Regions from separate parts of the Homo sapiens genome. Here region 2 is linked to region 1. A link is an interaction called in ENCODE POLR2A ChIA-PET data of the cell type or tissue named here. Cell type or tissue: GM12878. All regions are shown on one strand.

Region 1 (8,000 bases):
TTTTCCGTGATTGTAATATGCCACTGAGGAGCATGATGGGCCACTTGTTTCTTCCCCCAGCTAAGGAAACATTTCCTCTGGAAGAGGACTCTGTTCTGCTGCCACGACTCCACCTTGCTCTCTGCCCTAGTTCACTTCCCCCAAAACTGATATGTGCCCATGCTTGGCAAGGCCTTGTGGTAGGCCAGGTTGGCTCTGTCTTTGGTCAGGACAGTGTTTTGACTGGGGCTGATTCAACAACACTTTTGGGTTTTGGGTTAGAAGTAGTTTGTAGGCTGGGCGCGGTGGCTCACACCTATAATCCCAGCACTTTGGGAGGCTGCGGTGGGTGGATCACCTGAGGTCAGGAATTCAAGACCAGCCTGGCCAACATGGTGAAACCCCGTCTCTACTAAAAATACAAAAATTAGCCAGGTGTGGTGGTGCATGTCTGTTATCCCAGCTACTCAGGAGGCTGAGGCAGAAGAATCACTTGAACCCAGGAGGGAGAGGTTGCGGTGAGCTGAGATTGCACCATTGCACTCCAGCCTGCGTGACAGAGTTAGATTCCATCTCAAAAAAAAAAAAAAAAAAGGAAAAAAAAAAAAAAGAAGTAGCTTGCAGAGTTTGTCCTGTGCTTCCTTCCTTCAAAACATATTTATCAGGTGCCTGCTATCCTAGGCATTAGAAATGCAGTGGTAAGACCAGGCGCAGTGGCTCATGCTTGTAATCCCAGCAGTTTGGGAGGCCGAGGCAGGTGGATCGTTTGAGGCCAGAAGTTTGAGACCAGTCTGGACAACATAGTGAGACCCTGTAACAAAAAAATAATAAAAAGTTAGCTGTGCTTGATAGTGTGCATCTGTGGTCCCAGCTACTTGAGAGACTGAGGTAAGAGGATCGCTCGAGCCCAGGAAGTCGAGGCTTCAGTGAGCCATGATCACGCTGTTGCACTCCAGCCCGGGCCACAGAGTGAGACTGTCTCAAGAAAAAAAAAAGGGAAAATTAATACATTGGTGAGCAAGACAGATACGGTTTCTGCCCTCATGAAGCTTGCAGTCTGTTAATACCTTTGCCATTCTTAGGGAACAGAAATTCCCTTTGAGAGGGATGGCATTGCTGACATCAAGATTCCCTTCAAGGAGTTTGAGGCTTCCCTAGGGTCCCAAGGTAATGCCATGACAATAGAGACCTAGTCTTCTTTGCAGAATCCTGGGAATGTAGGAGACTAGACAATTTGATGTCTCAAGCTGGTCTTAATAGAATAACCTTCTGCCAAGAATTATGTAAGTGAAGTTCCTGTCCACAAGATGGTATATCTCCAGTTTTCCTTTCTATCCAGTGCTCTGTCTCTCTCACCTTTAATAATCCACATTTCCTGAATAAGCAGTTAGAGTGGTTATTTGGAAATGTGGAAAGAGTGCTATAGCTGCAGCCTTTGCCCCCAAGTTGGAAGTGTGTTCCTGTGGTGATTTCATGGGCGTTAGATACACCCAGCCCATCAGCACTTGAAAGTCTTCTGCATTAGGGTGCTCCTGCCCTTTTGGCATCAGGTTTGTTACTCAGGATCTTAGGTGAACCATTCCAATGCTTAGCATGAAGCAAGCACCAATTATATAAATCTTGAACTTCCCTGGCCAATCACAAAAGGAAACTATAAAATGCCCTAAGAAGAGAAAGAATTATGAATGTCCCTGAATGGTGAGTTAGCCATCACAGACGCTGTCCAAAGGGAAACAGAAGCAGGGAGGAATGCCAGCCAAGGCCTATCTGGAACTCTACCCACTGCAGACTCTGCCCTAAAGATGGGTGCCCAGTGCATCTCACTTCAGTTCCCCTTTTTAAACTCCCTCAGCAGATGACAGGATTTTTAGGAATGCTCTCTTTCTTCCAACTGGCTTAACATTATGTTTTGATTCTAATCCAGCAGCACATTTGAGTTTGAAATAAATGTATGCTTATGAATTCTTTCACTTTTAGGTAATAAGGGGAATGACTAATATTACCAGACCTGGGAGATGGAGTGGGGGGTAACATTGATTCAGTTTCACTTCTGTAGCCTTAATTTCAGATTCAAGTTCACCATTTCAAGAGGACTGCCATCCTGCCTGTTAAGAAATGGCTCCTCTGTTTTTTGTTTGTTTGTTTTTGATACAGCTCAATGTTTATTGTCCTTAACTGAGGGCAACCAGAGTCAGCTGGAGGCTTATGGAAGTGGGGTGGCTACAGTGAATGAATCTTAATCAGAATAAATGAAGCAGCCTTGTAGAGAAAAGCTGAAGAGCCAGCTTCCATCTCAGAAAGTTGAGTAATCTGCATCCTGCTGGGTCAGTCTGTGGCATCTGGCCTGAAGCAAGCAGCCCCATATGCTGAAGCAGTGCCAAGCTGTCTTCTACCTGTGCATTCTACTTCATCAGTTTCTAACTGCTTGGTTTTCAAAATTGCTCTCAGCTGTGCTCCCCAGGGTATGCTTATAAGCTGCACTCTGACATTTCTCACAATGGACTTTTCAAATAACAGCGAGTTTTCCTATTACGCCTTCTGTGAAAAGTTAAAGGGAGGAGTTGGCCCCTGACCTGAGGTCTGCAGACCTGGAACAGGGTTATTTGCTCAGGATGTTCAAGGCAGAAACAAAAGTTTTCTGGCCTATCCCTGGAGACTTTCTCTGACAAGCATACCCTCCTTTCCGTTCCCAAGCTGTTTTGATTGAGCTGTTTCGCCTCCACTCTTTTGTATTTCATGTGGGGGTTGCTACCTTGGCAGCATGGCTGCCTCTGTCAGTGGAGAGGAAGTGGTGGAGAGTAAAGGCCGTATGTGTACGATATGTTTCCAGGGCTTTGCTGTGTCCCTGTGGGTAGTGTGTGTGTGTCAAAGAAAGAGAGAGACACTGAAGAACATTTGGGTGTTCTTATTTCCCTGCCTAGAATTAATACCATTTTTTGAAGCAGCAGAGAAATGTTGCCATTATACAGATGAGGATAAGGAAACGCCAGTTTCCGTGCAGTTAGAGATAGTCTATACTAGATAATTTGGCAGTCAGGAGTGTTGACCAATTTGCCCATATTTTCATTTCTGTCAGTAGAATGTGACTTACAATTAACTTGAAAATGGAGGTATAAGAAAAAAACACAAGTAAAAACACGTCAGAAAAATGAAGTCTATTAAAAGCCACATGATTGCCATAAATAAACCAAACAATATGAAATTACCCGAATGTCAGTGCCACATTATGGTGTTGACTTAGATTACATTCTCCTAATATTTGTGGTCTCTGGCTCTTTATATGTGTTATCTCACATTCAGTCAGTGCCTTAAAATAAGCTAACTGCATTTTTTTTTTTTTTTTTTTTTTTTTTGAGACAGAGTTTCACTCTGTTGCCCAGGCTGGAGTGCAGTGGCATGATCTCAGCTCACTGCAGTCTCCACCTCCCAGCTGCAAGCAATTCTCCTGCCTCAGCCTCCCGAGTAGCTGGGACTATAGGTACGTGCCACCATGCCTGGCTGATTTTTGTATTTATAGTAGAGATGGGGTTTCACTGTATTGGCCAGGGTGGTTTTGAATTCCTAACCTCAGGCAATCCGCCAGCCTCGGCCTCCCAAAGTGCTGGAATTATAGGCGTGAGCCACTGTGCCTGGCCTAACTGCATTTTTGTACCTTCTCTAGGATGCTTAATTCACATTATTAATGATAATTAATATCTAGGTATTTTATATATATACTATAGATACACGCATTTTAGGTCAACAAATAATATATCAGGCTAAATAAAACCAAGTTCCTGCCATTAGAGAGGTCACACTATGGAGGCAGAGAGAGATGTAGAAACATAAAGAAGCATGATCAATTCCGAGATGTGCTATGGGAACACAAAGAATGGGGCAGAGAATAGCTGAACCCTGTTTTATAGCAGGCTGGTAAGACATGGGATGTTCTAATCCCTTTGAACCTCCTCCTCCCAGATTCATTTGAAGTGGCTTTTAACCCACAGAGCTCTTTTCACTTTTTTTATCTTAGAGGGAGGGATAGAGGGAAGAGTTTGTACAGCTCTGTAAGTCTAGAGAATAAGAGCCCTAAGAAATTATTTCTGTACAGATACAGATTGGCTTTGATTTAATTTAAATAAACTGGCTCTCAAAAATTCTAAGAATACTAACTACTCACACAGTTTTGCTTTCATTTACACACAGATGAGAAAGCATCTGTAGCTCTGCATTTTATTTGCTATAAGCAAAAAGTGGTTCGAGATATTTAAGTATCTGAAGCTTGGTTGTATTGAGTCCTCACATGTCCCAGTTCAGCCCACTGCAGTTTTTTTTTTTTTTTTTTTTTTAATGGCGCTTACATAATGCTCCAAAAAGAGAGAGTTTCAATGGGTAAATTGATATAAACTTTTCCTCTATTGGCCATATCTGCTGAAATAACACTTCATGGCTAGCTATATTATTTCCTTACTTCCTCCCAAGCCTACAATTCTGTTTAATTTACATATTTCTGCTGCGGCCCTCTAAATGACCTTCTCTTTAAAAACAACAAAACAAGCCAGAAAAAAAAAAAAAAAAAGGAAAGGAAAGGAAAAACCTTCCCAAAAAACAAAATAGTGCTCTGATTCAGGGTTCTTTGTGTGGGTTTCCAAGGGAGGTTGGTATGATTGTGCTGAATGCAAATAATTTATCAGCCGGTAATAACTGCAATGAGAAATGGCAATCAACTGCAGATTCTTAACAATACCATCTACAAGTGGGCTACACAGGGAATTGGTAGATTCACGACATCATATCTAGGTGCTTTTCTTTTTAGAAAAACAATTCTTTCTTTTTAGAACCACTTTTATGTATAGGCAAAAGTTTATCTGTTATAATTTAATACCTGTGCTTTTTGAAGTACAAAGACAGTATTACATAGAGAGGTGTGGGCTCCTTCAAGCTGTGGCTTGGAGGCGTGCTCTCCTTGCTGACAGCATTCTCCAGAGTCTTTTAGTCATAAGGTGGTGGGAGAAAAAGCGAAGCAGGAGATTCTGAGTACATCATATGCAGCAGTGTAACCCCCTAGTTACAGTTGTTTTTTTTTTTTTAAGTGCATAGCTTAATCATTTGCCTTCAATCTGCCTTTAAATATTATAAAGCCCTTGATGACTGGATTGTTTCTGAACAGGTGACTTTATGGTAGGAGAGCTATTTTCAGCTACACCAGTGATTTGATTAATACTTGGCTGTGAAAAATGCCTTTGGGCTAAACCTTGGCAGATGGGTCTTTTGAAATGGAATAGCACCTGTATCCAATTAATGCAAACTTTTGATTTATTAAGTTGTTTTAGGTAGAAGTTAAAGGCATTAGAATTGTGATAGAGTGGTTTCCCTGTTTTCACCTAGGTGACCAGAACTTTGAGGTATCTTTTTCTGTTTTTCCTTTTTCATCATTACTCAGGACAAGGGAAGGTGAATGGATCTAGATGTCATCAGTGATGCATGGCTCTTTGCCTAGGTGAACTGGGAAGCTATTCTCCACTGTTGCTTTGTTCAGAAATTTTCATGGTGAAGGCTTATGTCACCTTTGAGTGAAGTCGAATGGTCTGAAATAGGTAGCTCAGGGAGCTGAAATTTGGTTGGTCCTTTCATGAGGAAAGATTTCTTTGGGATTTGAAAGGATTTTCTAGTTTAGAGTTTAGACAGGAAAGGCTGTTTCCCAGCTGGTTATATTATTCAGTTATCTCTTTTTTATCCACTCTGCTTTTCTTCAGTTTCTTTCTTTGCACATCTCTCATATTTCCTATTCAGTGCACTCCCCAATTTAATTGGAAAAGCTCATTCTAATTTGTTAGTGAACCAGGAACTTTACTTTTCTCTCTTGCCTCTTCCTTCTTTCAGCCAAGGAAATTAATTAACATTAAGGATCTGATTCAAATGACTATAACTCAAGATATTCCATATTGGAGCTGACATCTTTTGCTTGATTTTGTTAGTATAGAAAAAATCCCACAAATTTATTTAAATATTGGGTGAACTTTTAAAATTAACAAGAAAGCTCCTTGAATGTCTACTATGTGCTAAGCATCTTTCTGGGCCTACACATACAATATACAACCCCAGCACTTAAAGAGGGCAGAGTGTGTGAGGTAGACAAACAAATATGATCTGGTGAGAGAAATGCTATGATAGAGGTATATGTAGGATGCACAGAAGAGAGGCATCTTGGGGTGAAGGTTTCATGGGAGAAGCCTTCCTGGAAAAAGTGGTGGCCGAGCTAAAATGAAGTATAACAACAACAACATAAATAATGGCAACTAATATATACTGAGCTTTTTAATACTATATGCCAGGCTCATGTTAAGTACTTTGCATATATTTTCTCCTTTATATCTTTAATAACTCTGTAGGGTAGGTACTGTTAAAATTATTCCTGTTTTACACATGAAAAAACTAAGGAATTTGACCCAAGATGACACAGTTAGGAAGTGACTGGGTTGAGATTCAAATGCAGGAATCTCAGCTTTAGGAACTAAAGCTTTAACCACAGATTTTTGGGGTGGGGGCCAAAAGATAGAAGAGAGCAATTGTGGAATAGGGCTGTTGATCTTGATAGGGGATTTTGTTTGAAAACAAATTTCAACTCAATGTTATGAGGGACATGTATGAACATTACCTTGGGGAATGAATTTATTTTCTCACCTAGACTAAATGAGGGTGGTTTTCATATTTTCTTTAGCCTGTGAAGTATAAGTATTCTGTTTCAAGTAGGTAGAGTAAAAGGACTTTCCCCTACTCTTCTGCCTATAAATATTGCCCTCTTCTAGGGAGATGTTCTGGTACTGGGTACTGTTATTCTTTTTTTTTTTTTTTTTTTTTTTTTTTTAAGACGGAGTCTTGCTGTGTCTTCCAGGCTAGAGTGCAGTGGTGTGATCTTGGCTCACTGCAACCTCCATCTCCTGGGTTCAAGCGATTCTCCTGTCTCAGCCTCCTAAGTAGCTGGGATTACAGGCATGCGCCACCACAGCTGGCTGATTTTTTGACTGCCATGTTGGTCAGGCTGGTCTCGAACTCCTGACCTTGTGATTGTTTTTCTTTCTTTTTTTTTTTTTTTTTTTTTTTTTGAGACGGAGTCTCGCTCTGTCACCCAGGCTGGAGTGTAGTGGCCCGATCTCGTCTCACTGCAAGCTCTGCCTCCCAGGTTCACACCATTCTCCTGCCTCAGCCTCCTGAGTAGCTGGGATTACAGGTGCCTGCCACCACGCCCGGCTAATTTTTTGTATTTTTAGTAGAGATGGGGTTTCACTGTGTTAGCCAGGAAGTTCTCGATTTCCTGACCTCGTGATCCACCTGCCTCGGCCTTCCAAAGTGCTGGGATTACAGGCATGAGCCACTGCGCCCGGCCACCGATTGTTATTCTTTTCAACAGTTTGTCACAATCCAGTATCTTTGAGGCTTTTTAGTGACAGTGTTATAGGAAAGGACTTGCTGTTGTAAGCATTCTTAACCAGCAAAGTACTGCAAGATTCAGGTTTTGTGATTGAGTCCTTGGAAGCTTGTTTTCCATCTAGCAGATAATCAAGAGTTAGTGTGAATAGTAGCTGATATGTATCTGTTGGGCAAGTAGTTCCATGAGGAGTTTGTTTTTGTTCAGAATGATCTTTAGGAAAAATGGAAATACCACGGTGAAGGGAAAGAAGTCAGAATATGTACACAAAGCCTATTAATTCTTGTGTAGCAGTTAGTGTAGTTTCAGCAAATCATCTACACCATACATTTAAAAAACTGTACTCTTAGCAAAGCTAGGCACATAGCAAAGGCAGTGAGTAGTAATTATTTTCAAAGGACTGCTTTGTGAGGCAGCTGCCACCTTTCAATCCAACCTGTGTGTAGTTGAGGAAAAAAATGTTACCCCTTTTGAAAAGGAGGAGAGAGGGCAATGGTTATTACCTTGGCTTTTTTCAAACTTCGTAATACCTGATTGTGTCCTTCAAAGGATTTAGTTACCTCCTCTGCCTTGTTTCTGAATGTGCTAACCCCTGCAGGGTAGAACTGATGTG
Region 2 (8,000 bases), 110 kb after region 1:
GGTTTGAAATTCCAAGCCCTTGTTCCCTCCAAAGCCTCAAGAGCTGGCAGAGGATGACTGGAAATTGTGCCTCCTCGCAGTGCTGCTTCCTACAGGTCTGAAGGTGAATCTTGGAACACTCCTGGTGGAGTGGTCAACAGCAACTGTGAGGGACCTGGAGGTCATGAACTTCCCTTCTTCAACTCACTGGGAGGGACAGGGTAGAGCCTGGCTTTGGCCTTTCACCAACAAATACTACAGAGAAGCTGGTGCTGTGAAGGAACATGAGCTCACAGGCCAAAATAACCAGATGCCACCTGAGGAGCCCAAGCCCCTGCCCACAAAGACAGCAAACTGAACTAGAATTCAAAACAAACCGGGAAATGTTGGCAATCTGAAACAGGAACAAGGACCAAGCAGATTTTTTTTTTTTTTTTTTAAGAGACGGAGTCTCACTCTGTCACCCAGGCTGGAGTGCAATGGTGTGATCTCAGCTCACCGCAACCTCTGCCTCCCAGGTTCAAGAGATACTCCTGCCTCAGCCTCCTGAGTACCTGGGATTACAGGTGCCCACCACCACACCTGGCTAATTTTTGTATTTTTAGTAGAGACGGGGCTTCACCATGTTGGCCATTCTGGTCTCAAACTCCTGACCTCAGGTGATCCACCCACTTCGGCCTCCCACAGTGCTGGGATTACAGGTGTGAGCCACCGCACCCGGCTCCAGATAGAAATATTAAGGGTGAAAAAATTAACAAATGGGATAGGACAGATATATCTCACAACAAATCCATGAGGTGGGGCATCATACTGAGGGCCTCTGCCAAAACAAAGCAGGAAAATAAAAACGTGGGAACACCCCCCCACACACATACAGAGCAGTCCAGGGACAGAGCAGAAGTGCCAAATCTGAATAATGGGAGTCGCAGAAGGAAAGAGAAAAAAAAATGGAGAAAATATTTGGAAAAATAATGAGAATACATTTCCCAGAATTAAAGAAAGATCAAAGGACTCATAGAATAATTAGTAAGAAAACTGTACAAACAGAAACATTGTAGTGAAAGACATTTAAGACCAATAAGAAAAGCAGAAATTCTGAAAGCTCTCAGAGAAATAACAGATCAAATCAGATGGACATCAGGCTTTTTAACAGTATCAGATGAAAAAAGAAAGGAAGTGCTAAAGGAGAGAACTTTGACCCCAAAATGTATAGTAAGACAAACTCACTAACTTGAGTGTAATAAAAAAATATTCTCAGGCGGCCGGGCAAGGTGTGTGACGCCTGTAATCACAGCACTTTGGGAGGCCGAGGCAAGAGGATTGCTTGAGGCCAGGAGTTCGAAACCAACCTGGTCAATATAGCGAGACCCCATCTCTACAAAATAAACATTTTGAAAATTAACTCCACATGGTAGCACACGCCTGTAGTCCCAGCTACTCCAGAGGCTGAGGCAGGAGGACTGCTTGAGCCCAGGAGTTATAGAGGCTGCAGTGAGCCATGATTATGCCACTGAGCTCCAGCCTAGGTGACAGAGCAACACCTTGTCTCAAAAAAAAAAAATTCTCAGGGACACAAGGCTTCAGTAACTTTTTCACAAAAGGGCCCATTTAGAACATATTCTTGCAAGAAGTGGTCAAATATAGAAAAATTAATCTAGACATGGGAAGAGAGATGGGAAGTGATGGTGAGCAAATACGCTGGCAAAGTTTGTAGTCTGAAACAGGACTAACAAAAAGGAAAAAAAACCTGTAAGTATATAATAAAATAATTTACATAGTAAGTAAGAGTGGGCAAGACCAAAGGAACATAAAAGTCTAACAAAGTCTTACTAGGAGAAGATTTAGATGGTAAGTTAAAGAAACCAACAGGGGTAAACAAACATGATTAGTATTAAGAGTAATATGTTGGTCTGAGTGTTGTGGGTTATTGTTAAGCTGATTTACCATTGTCTCCCCCCACAACCACGCTTGACTAGCTTTGCATTTTGGCCTGGCGCAGTGGCTCAGGCTTGTAATCCCAGCACTTTGAAAGGATGAGGCAGGTGGGTCACGATGTCAGGAGTTTGAGACCAGTGTGACCAATATGGTGAAACCCCGTCTCTACTAAAAATACAAAAATTATCCGGGCATGGTGGCATGCGCCTGTAGTCCCAGCTACTTGGCAGGCTGAGGCAAGAGAATCGTTTGAACCCGGGAGGCGGAGGTTGCAGTGAGCTGAGACCGCACCATTGCACTCCAGCCTGGTGGACAGAGCGAGACTCTTGTCTCAAATTAAAAAAAAAGTAATATCAATAAAAGTAGAAAGTATTACTTTCTTAAACAAGTAGAAGAAAATTTGTTACTCAGTGGGAAGCAAGGGGATAAACCGAAAAGTTCAGTAAACAGAAATTGTGAAAAAAAAAAAAAACCCACAAAACTAAACAGCAGAAATAAGTTCTATTAGCCGTAATTAAGTTTAAGGTGTTTACATATGAACTTAACACCAGACTCTGGCCTCTTCCTTCCAGTCTCCACTGCCCTCCCTGCATGGAGACAGTGGCCTCTGAGGAGGTGAAGGCCTCCTCAAACCATGGACACATGTGCACGTGGTGAGGGGGTCTCCTGGTAAGGCAGCCACCACCTAGCAGCAGGGTAAGAGGGGCAGTGGGTGGCTGGAATGGTTGGGAGGTTAATTACACTGTGCAAACAAGTTCCTCATTGAGAAAATAAGTACATATACTGAGGATAATGGGAGCCAGGTTTCACACTTTTTGAGAAAGGATTATGAATGTGGAAAGGGAGAGAAGGCTGCAAAGAATCCTGAGGTGTTGAACTGAAATTGGAAAAACTGGAATCAACTCACAGGTTTAAAGAAACAAACTACATACACACACACACATGGATATAGATGTGTATAGTTATATGAATATGTGGTTATTGATTGGTTGCTCTACCCACTGAGAGGGCATAGAAGCAATTTTACCTTAGTAGCAGTGAGCACGCCAAGTGCTAAGGTCTTATGGCTCTATAGAGAGATGACTGATTCCAAAAGAGTACCACAAAATCCTGGAATATCTTAAGAAATGCTGAAAAACGGACAGGAACATGTCAGAAGGACATAAAAGCCAGCTAGAAGGGGCTTCCGTTGGTCAAATATATGACAATTTGAGTATCAAAATAAATGAGCATCAGAATACAACCTACTGAATAAGATAGGAACCTAAGAGTCTATAATGACATATATAAATGAATAAAAAATAACAAAGACTCTCAATATAAACATTTTTAAACAATCTAACAATTATAGGACAAAAAAGATGGGGGAAAAACAGGCAAATATTAACCAAGAGAAACTGGGGGAGCAATATTTACAGTATCTGATAAAACAATTCAATGCAAAAAGGAAAAAAGGTGGGATACACAGATAAGAAAGAACAATGAAACAAACAATGTAAATAGGAGGAGTATTAGTATCCCTCAAACACAGCCTGAAAACTGACAAGGCTGCTAGCAGGCAAGGGAGGGTGGACAAACACTTGGGTTAAAAAGGGAAATGGGAAACACTTTTAGGCTGATGACCGCATCATTGTGCCTGAATCGGGAAACACACCTAAAGCAGTACTGAGAGGAAAAAGTTGTAGATTTTAAATCATTTTCAGGAAACAAGAAAGATTAACAATGAATGAAGCAATCATTCAATCATTTAAAGAATGAACAACTGGAAAAAAAAAACAAGAAAAGAGAAGGAAAGTATTAATAAAATTAGAAATACATGAAATAAGACTCAGCCAAATGCTGGTTCTTTGAAAAGGTTAAGAATGACCGGGAAAATGAGAAGATGCAAACACAATACAAAATTTAAAAAGGAAATAATTATGAACTATATGTTATAAACCTGAACATATAGATGAAAATGAGGAAGTTAAAATGCAAATTGGCAAGACATTAAAAACTTGAGTAGACCAATGGGCATTAAGTAAATAAAAATGGCAAAGACCTCCCCTTAGGGGACAAAACAAAACACCAGAATCAAGAGATAAATAAAATTTAAGATTTCATTTGTGTGAAACACACACACACACACACACACACACACACACACACGAATTAGGTTGGCTAGCTAATAGTTTTGTTTTTTTTTTTCTTTGAGACAGAGTCTCGCTCTGTCTCCCAGGCTGGAGTGCAGTGGCACAATCTCGCCTCACTGCAAGCTCCACCTCCTGGGTTCACACCATTCTCCTGCCTCAGCCTCCCCGAGTAGCTGGGACTACAGGCGCCTGCCACCACGCCCAGCTAATTTTTGTATTTTTAGTTAAGATGGAGTTTCACCATGTTGGTCAGGCTGGTCTCAAACTCTTGACCTCGTGATCCGCCTGCCTCGGTCTCCCAATGTGCTGGGATTACAGGTGTGAGCCACCGTGGCCGGCCAAACTTATTTAAGAGTTTGTTGGCGGGGTGTGGTGGCTCGCGCCTGTAATCCCAGCACTTTGGGAGGCTGAGGCAGGAGGATTACCTGAGGTCAGGAGTTTGAGACCAGCCTGGCCGACATGGTTAAACCCGCCTCTACTAAACATACAAAATTAGCCAGGCGTGGTGGCACATGCCTGTAGTCCCAGCTACTTGAAAGGCTGAGGCAGGAGAATCGCTTGAACCTGAGAGATGGAGGTTGCAGTGAGCGGAGATCGCGCCGCTGCACTCCAGCCTGGGCAACAAGAGCGAAACTCCATCTCAAAACAAAACAAAAAAACAAAAACAAAACACAACAACAACAAATGTGTTTTCTCACCTTGCAATATTGATAACCTTTTTTGTTGTGATGAGAAGTTCCAGTTCCGTTTAGTGGTAATGTGACAGTGGGCATTACCGGTGTATTCGTTAGGATACTGGTTTGGCTACTTTAATGAAGAGGAAAAAAAAAGGCTTTAAATAAGATGAAAGTTCCTCTCTTATGTGAAGGTCTGAGCTAGTAGGCAGACCAGGAGAGACAGGTGGCTCTGTCCATGAGGTTAATGTACTTCTGGTATGCTGCCCTTTCCCACATGGACAAAACTGGTTTGCCATGACCACGTTCATGCTCCAGATCAGAGGAAAAAGGGAAGACAAGAGAGGAGCATGCATTTTCCTTTTAGGAGTGTAGCCTGGGAGATGTAAACTCACATCTGCTTCCATGCCATTGGTCAAAACTTCGTCCCATGGTCACTCCTAACTACAAGTTAGCCTGGAAAATACACTTTTTTACCAAGGGAGCCACTGCCTAGCTAAAACTTTTGGGGAAGGAGCAGTTCTGTTAATGAAGTGAAGCGTGGGGAGATTGCTGTTGTACCGTTGTCTTGTTCCTAAACTGATGACATATATAACCTACCAAGTAAAAGAAGTTTCATAGATTTAAGGTTTTTCTCCCAATTAAAAAATAAATTTATGACCTGGCATTCATATGCAAAGAAATATAAATAGGCCAGATGTAGTGGCTCATGCCTGTAATCCCAGCACTTTGGGAGGCCAAGGCAGGCAGCAGATCACCTGAGGTCAGGAGTTCGAGACCAGCCTGCCCAACATAGTGAAACCCCATCAAATACAAAAATTAGCCAGGCATGGTGGCGTGCACCTGTAGTCCCAGCTACTCAGGAGGCTGAGGCAGGAGAATCACTTGAACCCAGGAGGCAGAGGTTGCAGTGAACCAAGATCGAGCCACTGCACTCCAGCCTAGGCAACAGAGCGAGACTCCATCTCAAAGAAAAAAAGAAATATTAGCCAGGCGTGGTGGTTCACACCTGTAATCCCAACACTTGGGAGGCTGAGGTGGGCAGATCACTTGAGGTCAGGAGTTTGAGAACAGCCTGGCCAACATGGCAAAACCCCGTCTCTACTAAAAATACAAAAATTAGCCAGGTGTGGTGGCATACACCTGTAATCCCAGCTACTTAGGAGGCTGAGGCAGAAGAATCACTAGAACCCAGGAGGCGGAAGTTGTAGTGAGCCAAGATCGCACCGCTGCACTCCAGCCTGAGCAACAGTGAGACTGTGTCTCAAAACAAACAAAAAGAAATATAAAGAAAAAAACTAATAAACTCTATCATATGCTGTTCCTATATATACTGATATACATGCCCATTTCTTTCTTTTTTCTTTTTTTTTGAGACAGTCTTACTCTGTTGCCCTGGCTGGACAGTGTAGTGGCCTGATCTCGGCTCACTGCAACCTCCGCCTCCCAGGTTCAGGTGATTTTCCTGCATCAGCCTCTGAAGCAGCTGGGATTATAGGCACCTGCCACCACGCCCAGCTAATTTTTGTACTTTTAGTAGAGATGGGGTTTCACCATGTTGGCCAGGCTGGTCTCGAGCTCCTGACCTCAAGTGATCTGTCCATCTTGGCCTCCCGAAGTGCTGGGATCACAGGCACGAGCCATCGTGCCCAGCCCCATTTTTCAATATAGTGAAAATATCAATGGATTCTTGTGATGTTGATTACTATTGATATGCACATAAGCACAAGTGAAGAATTTGTAATTTTGTTTGATTCAAATATGTAGAATTGGTTATATAAATAGAGTATTATGTTTTGCAGAAGCCAAAGTGCTATACTTAGTAAAAATTCAGACTGTAGTGTGGGAATTAACATTTATTTAATGTGTTAGTACAGGCCAGGAAATTTGCATGTAATAAAAAATATCTGACATTTGAAAGCCTACCATGTGCCAGGCACAACTTAATAAGGGAGTTATACCCACTTTATAGATAACAAAACTGAGGCACAGAGAGGTTAATTTTTATTTACTTATTTTTTTATTTATTTTTTTGAGACGGAGTCTCGCTCTGTTGCCCAGGCTGGAGTGCAGTGGCACGATCTCGGCTCACTGTAAGCTCCGCCTCCCGGGTTCACGCCATTCTCCTGCCTCAGCCTCCCGAGTAGCTGGGACTACAGGCGCCCGCCACCACGCCCGGCTAACTTTTGTATTTTTAGTAGAGACAGGGTTTCACCATGTTAGCTAGGATGGTCTCGATCTCCTGACCTCATGATCCTCCTGCCTCGACCTCCCAAAGTGCTGGGATTACAAGTGTGAGCCACCGTGCCTGGCCTGAGGTTAAGTAATTTACCTAAAGTTATACAACCAGTAAGTAGAAACACTAGGCTTCGACGCCTATGATCTCTCCACTACATAGCATTGCCTCTCAATCACTATTCTCTTCAATGATGATAGCACAGTGTAACAGACAAGTGCTAGTCTAGAGGAGTTCAGGGTATGATTGCTTCTTTCCTAAAACTTCAACTCAATACCCTAGGAGACTTCTTTGGAAAATTAAATTCTGAATTCATTAATAGAAATTCATTTTACATTAGATCTTTTGGGAAAACCTGTTTTATAAATTTAGGATTGCCACAAGGCAGGTAGGTAGAAAGTCGATACGGAATTTGAAAGTACAGCTGCATAATACCAAGACAACTCTGAAGTCGAAGGAAAATGCTATTTAGTCTTACATTCCTGTTTTAAACATGTATTTATACTTAAGAATGAACATATCCTTTATTCTAGTCTTACAATTTCATTAAAGTTGAACTGATGTAGGCTTTGTAAATCTCAAAAAAGTTTGCCTGAAATGATATGTATAAATGATCTCTGATATTTCTACCTGTTGGGACTTTGAATATAGTCAGTAAATTAGCTAAAAATGGGAACAAGTCTTTTGATGGAAAAAAGGAAATAAAAGAACTTGCAATGAAAAAATATGTTGACTGGACTACATAAAAAAAATTTCTTTCTCGGAAACTGCTCTCTTTCTTTGTAATTTTACTAATTGCTGGGTCATACCAATAAGGTCAATCAGAAAAAGAGATTTCAAATTCTTTTAAGACGTAAAGAAGAAGAACTCACCCATCAAATACAAATATACTATTTTATTCTAAGGGAATATTTCTGTGGTTTCTGTAAGGGGAAAACCTAAAAGTGGTTAAAAACTGAAAAAGAACAAAAAGGATGATTTAGATGTTTTTGTTTGATGTTTTTTTCTCCCCTGGAAAAAAAATGTAATTTTACACAATTTTCA

Evidence for each region. Peaks named below come from ENCODE experiments on the same cell type or tissue, not always from the same donor. Only the 100,000 strongest peaks of a DNase experiment are listed, where the experiment ranks them.
Region 2: POLR2A ChIA-PET joins it to region 1 with 5 read pairs; 4 of 35 experiments call an interaction of 5 or more read pairs at or near these places.

What each region holds. Positions count from the first base shown.
Region 1 is chr1:35,533,923-35,541,922 of GRCh38, reverse strand. All of the region lies in intron 2 of KIAA0319L (KIAA0319 like), which reads left to right. Among named protein-coding and RNA genes, the nearest start is that of KIAA0319L, 19 kb to the left of the region's middle. RefSeq lists enhancers at 1,785-1,874, 1,925-1,974. In GM12878, no CTCF peak of the experiment used is centred here; DNase peaks (open chromatin) are centred at 2,022, 2,552, 3,222 and 3,468; H3K4me3 peaks cover 2,321 bases; H3K27ac peaks cover 3,676 bases.
Region 2 is chr1:35,421,776-35,429,775 of GRCh38, reverse strand. It overlaps ZMYM4 (zinc finger MYM-type containing 4), which reads right to left. Exons shown (of 30, transcript NM_005095.3): 30 at 7,718-8,000. It also overlaps the pseudogene RNY5P1. Among named protein-coding and RNA genes, the nearest start is that of ZMYM4-AS1, 60 kb to the right of the region's middle. In GM12878, no CTCF peak of the experiment used is centred here; no DNase peak of the experiment used is centred here.